Regions from separate parts of the Homo sapiens genome. Here region 1 is linked to region 2. Evidence: chromatin contacts called from ENCODE Hi-C or POLR2A ChIA-PET data. All regions are on one chromosome and are shown on one strand. Each heading gives the region's core, a stretch centred on a gene start or an enhancer-like site at or near the end of the contact. The rest is flanking DNA. Distances are from core to core; before and after follow the strand shown.

Region 1 (2,700 bases), core at 93-2,592, 84 kb after region 2:
TCATCTCATTGGTGTGTAGAGCACAAATGAAGCAAATCATCATTATTGTTTCAACACTAAAAGATGAAGACATTTTGAGGACTGATGGGCCTCTTTATCAGACATACTATTATATTTTTAAGATGGTCTAAAGCACACATTCAGTAAGTAAATGTGAGAGGCATTCAGCAACTAAATGTGAGAAATGTTAACAGTCAGTAGCTTCCATTCCTATGCTGGTATTTAAATGTTCGGAGCAATTAGCATGGTAGAAAGTTGTTCTGGGGGATGTGGTTGAAATTGCATGAGCAAATTTGCACGGAAGTATACATCAATAACCAAAGTTATCACATTCTCATTGAAAGATAAGAAATGAATATTCATTCATTTTACCAACAAAGATCTGTTGACCACTTTCTATAGGAGATAAACAGCTAACAAGTTAGGTCATGCCTCTACTCTAACTCTCCTAAGTACAGTGAGATGTATCTTTGAATTGCAGGGGCTGGAGGGACTGTGCTATATATGAGGACATCACTTAGTACTTTAGAATTTATGGGTCAGGCCAGGTGCAGAGGCTCACTCCTGTAATCCCAGCACTTTGGGAGGCAAGACGGGCAGGTCACTTGAGGTCAGGAGTTCAGGACCAACCTCACCAAAATGGCAAAACCCCATCTCTACTAAAAATACAAAAAATACAAAAAATAAAAATAAAATAAAAAAGCCGGGAGTGGTGGTGCATGCCTGTAATCCCAGCTACTCGGTGGGGCTGAGGTAGGAGAATCTCTTGAACCCTGGAGGCGGAGGTTGCAGTGAGTTGAAATTGCACCAGGTCATGACAGCCTGGGCAACAGAGTGAGAATTCATCTCAAAAAAAAAAAAAAAAAGAATTTATGAGTCACTTTATTATGCAGTATTACATTTGATCTTCAAAAGAACCTTGTGAAGTAGGAAGGCCAGGTATCTTCATTTTACAGATATGGAACTTGAGCACATGTGTCTGGTTCAAGGTCACTTATCAAGAAAACAGTAGAGTCAGGTCTTCTCATCCCTAATCCAGAGCAAGTCCACTAAATAAAGATTGAGAGAAGCTATATTTAAAAATGACAGATAGCTCCACTCCTGTCCCCGTGAGTTCTAGCCTTTTATGATTCTAGAATAAATGTCAAATCTTGAGTTTTAGAGAGGAAAAGAGCTGGAATTAAAAAAGAAAAGAAAAAGATTTCAAAGATGTGGGGAGTGCGTGGGAGGAGGCTGGAGAGATGGTAAAGGCATTGGAGGCCAAATAACTAAGGGAGGGGAGGAAAGGGTGGTGGCCAGACGTGCAGCACCATGGAGATCAGAGACAGTGCCAGGCACAGTGGGCTTGCCCAGAAAGCTGTGGGAAATATGTATTGAATAGTAAACAGCACCCAGATGGTGGAGGCTCTGACACAGAGTTTACTTGGGAGGAAGTGAAGAGCCACTGACAGTTTGGGACAGGAGAATGATGTCACAACAATGACCTTTTGCAATGATTAGTTTAGTGGTGTGCAAGAAAAAGTAGCTATTGTTGGCAAAGACACTAGAATTGTCCAAGCATGAGAGAGAACCTAAGACTACAAAAGAGAGCATACAGCCCCAAGGATTTAATAATTCTCTGGTGAATTAGAAAAACTATTTTTAAATGTTGTAAAGTATTCAAATAAATCAATCACAGCTGCTCACCCTTCTTGAGAAATAGCTCCAAATTAAACTTGGCTTTTAACAGACATGAAAAGGAAAATTAGGCAACCATCTAAAATCCAGGGCACACCCTATACTTCATAGGGGCTCAATTTGTTTTTCTTATGTTGATGAAAATATTATCTAAGTCAAGCAAGAAAAACATTTCTCTGGGTTGCTAGCTTTTCAGATATCAATATTCTTATTAAAATATAATTTATAAGGTTGCTTTAATTCTTCTCTATTTTAAATGTATAAATGAAATCAAATGAATGCTAAATTTGGAGGTCAATAGGGGATTATTTTTTCCTTTGTGAGCTAAGGAACAGAATAGGATAACAGTAGGAATAAAGGAATAACTTTAGTGTTTTGAATTGACTTTTCTAAAGTCTAGAGTCTTTATTATAGAGAATTCCACGAAACTTTGATATTTGCCAAGGGTCACAATATCAATTAATCTAACATCATGGCTTTAAGCAAAGCAAGATCTGTTATTCCTAGACAGCCTCAGGCTAAATTCTGAACTAAGGTAAATTAGCTTTTAGACCCACCCAATTCCGTAGTATAAATTGTCACACTGGCTGGGTAAACTTGATGAGCAAGTTACTTTACTTAACATCTCTGGGCCTCAGTTTTCTCATCTGGGAAGTGGGGATAATGATAGTACTGCCTGCCCTCACAGGTGAATTCTACAAATGTTAGTCACCATTGAGAATCATTCCCAATCCTCTCTGTATACCCCTGCATTTCGTACATAGTGATCCTGGCCATCAGGATGTTCTCTCAGCAACACTTCATTTTCCCATCATTTGTGCTGCCTGCCCTGATGTTCCAGTTCATCCTACTCAGTGCCGTAATTTTGACTAAGTTGAGAACCTGCTGCATGCCGAGATGTCAATGAATGTTCACATATCTCCTTATCAACTTTTCCAGATATCTTGTTTGCATTTTAACAGGGCTTAAAAGCATTAAGCCAAACAGTGAAAAATGATATTAATTATAGGTTCCTCAATTGGT
Region 2 (2,700 bases), core at 187-2,686:
TCTGTATTGCAATTTTATGTATGTGTCCTATCTCCTGAACCAAAGTGTCAGACCCTTTCAAATTAAAGACTGGAATTGAACATTTTGGCCCACTTCCCGCATATGCTAAGGCAGTGGTCTATGATGGAAGATGTTCAGTATGCACTGAGGAGATTGATCTAAATTTATCTTGAAAATCATGTTAGTCCTTAACAATCTTCTCTTGGTATTTGATCAACAACTTGAATTAGAAAGTATCAGAGATGTTTGGGACATTAGATATACTCTAATCTAATCCCTGTTTTACAGATCACAAAACTGAGTAAGGGCCAGAGAGCAAAATCAATTGCCTAAGACACATTGCTGGTTAGTCGACAAGAACCCTCTTTTTAGGATGCCATCTGATATTAATACCAATGTGTATGCCCTACATTAGGGTCTAACTTCACAGGTAGACTCTTCTCTCCTTAGGTTTGTTCATTTGAATGAATGAATGGTTCCTTATAAATGTCTGAGGTGCCAGACCAGTGTTCTTTCTTTGTATATTCATAGATTAGCAGCAGCTTATAATGCTGCAGATATATTCTGCTACTAGCCAGTGGCCCTGGAACCTAATTTACAATATCCGGGTATTCTGTATTCCCTTGAACATGTGATTTTTTTTCCCTTTGAATTCTATGTTTTTTGGATTGCTCATGGTGGAAGGTTTGGGACATAAATCATCATCATTTGCTACTGATCCAATTTGGGAAAACTAGGTCAGTGAATTGTACATCTGTATTAGTTGCTGTGGAAGGACCATTTTAAGCATTCTCAGACATGTAGCTAAGCAAGTCTGGGGCTCTCTGACATTACATAATTTCTCTGCTAAACCAAAGATCTCATTGAGTTTGCTGTTCAGCCATGTCTTATGTTGGATTAGGGGTATATTTGTTCAAAGCTCAGTTTCATCATTTGTCCAGCTTCACAGTATTTCCCCAGATAGGGAGGCTGCCTTCCAGGCTTGGCTGGTTTTTCCTATATTGCTGGGAAAGTTTTCAGTGAATGAATACAATGTAGAGTTTTCATTTGTCACCATGTTATCTCATTTCTAATTTTTGTTCAAGTTATTTTAAGGAAAAGCACCACCCAGTTTCTCTGACCAACTTTTAAAAAAAGATGAAAAGATTTTCTCAGCATGAATAATAGCAACAAGCACATGATGGTCTAAGCTTTTGAACTCTCAGACAGCTGGAGTGCCCAGAATCAGAGTGATTTTCTTCAACCACTTTAGTGCACTGTGAATGTGTGATCGGAGTAGAGTGTGTGATCTTAAACAGTCCTGGTGTCGTGTGGGGAGTTTCCATTCCTTCACTAAATAGACTTCCTGGTTTGAAATTAGCGTCTCATCATGACAAACAGGACCATGTACAGGGAGGTCAGCAGGGGCCTTTCCTGTCATTTGAAACGTGCCCTTGGTTTTGCTTCCCCTAACCCCAGTGCCTTGGAATGCTGTTTGAATCTGGGGATCAAGTGATTCTAAAGTCTCTCCAGGAAAGGAGAATTCAATGAAGCATTCAGCAGCAAAAACTTGGTTAAAAGTGCAGCCTGTGTCAGCATAGGAATGAATTAGAAACAGACTGTGAAAACCTCACCTGTGATCAGTATCACACCCAGAAAGTTGGAGACATCAGGAGGACATGTTCTATGTTTTCACTACCTTGTTGCAGGCAGTCATGAGAGTGATAGGAGGTCACTGTGACTTGTAGTTGTAGGTCCCATTTACTTTCAGGAGAGCAGGCTGAGAGGCTAAGTTCTGTGGTCCGTTGATTATCTTACCTTGGCTTTTCATAACCTGGCAGTTTCCAAAAATAGTTTGAGGACTAACAGAATTGCTAACTACCTCCCACCTCACTCCTGTAAAGACAGTGAACACAACCAGTCTCTTTTTTCCTTTGTTTCATACAAGAAGGGAAATTTTTATACTATAATATGAGAAGACTATAATCTAAAAATAAAATCTTTCTTAAGAAAATTTCCTCATTTTGCTCTGGACCTGTGAAAATGTTTGCACAGACCTGCCTTTGGGAAATCACTTCTCTAGGATGAGCAACATTACGAAATTCCCTCTGTATGGCCATAGCATAGCTTTGTTCCTAGCTCCGGCTAACTTTCTTTGTGGCTGATGCTTTTTAAAGAATTCTGGTTGAATGTCACTTAGTACTGGCTGGAACTTTGTTCAGTAGTTTTGGTAGATGCTGCTGGTATTATCATAATTCATTCATTCACTTGCTTATTTAACAAACTGCCAGACCCAGGCTATGTACTGAAGAGATAAAACAAAATAAACTCACTATTCTCAAGGAGCTTGAAACTCCTTTTCAAGAATCTTATTTAAAAATTTTTAAAAGTCTCTCTTTGTGCCATGAGGGCTTGTGTAGAACACAAGCAGAAGTTGTGAAATGAGTATTTATCTATAGATCCTAAATAAAGGTTTATTGGAGATTTCTCTCTCTACCTCTTTTTTTCTCTGTACTATTCAAAGAAACCTTGTTTCTGATAAGGTAAGGTAGAAGTTAACTAGATAAAGTTCTGACAATGAAATTTAAATTACAGGTTCTAGTGTGATTTTGGCACATCAAAACCCAAAGAACATTTAGAATGTGCCCAGCCCATGGAATCTATTCCTTTGATCTACTCAGCTCACCAAGATGATTGTTCAGCCCTCCCCCACTTTCTCTC

Evidence for each region. Hi-C counts contacts between places; a loop is a spot of excess contacts on that map. ChIA-PET counts read pairs that join two places held with the same protein, here RNA polymerase II (POLR2A). Pooled maps may share reads with other maps.
Region 1: a map of mesothelial cell of epicardium shows a loop between it and region 2 (7-fold over the local background). The contact joins two enhancer-like sites. A Hi-C loop is called at or near these places in 2 of 168 maps with a recorded cell type or tissue (mesothelial cell of epicardium and posterior vena cava) and 1 of 50 pooled maps. POLR2A ChIA-PET finds 5 or more read pairs at or near these places in 2 of 52 experiments (AG04449 and OCI-LY7).

Annotation. Positions count from the first base shown.
Region 1 is chr2:176,752,534-176,755,233 of GRCh38, forward strand. LOC101929963 (a long non-coding RNA gene) reads right to left here. Exons shown (of 4, transcript XR_923598.3): 4 at 867-1,049. Among named protein-coding and RNA genes, the nearest start is that of LINC01117, 120 kb to the left of the region's middle. Within about 2 kb of position 1,343, at least 5 of the 41 ENCODE cell types and tissues checked have a DNase peak (open chromatin) inside an H3K27ac peak, as active enhancers do.
Region 2 is chr2:176,668,263-176,670,962 of GRCh38, forward strand. No RefSeq gene overlaps it. Among named protein-coding and RNA genes, the nearest start is that of LINC01117, 32 kb to the left of the region's middle. Within about 2 kb of position 1,437, at least 2 of the 41 ENCODE cell types and tissues checked have a DNase peak (open chromatin) inside an H3K27ac peak, as active enhancers do.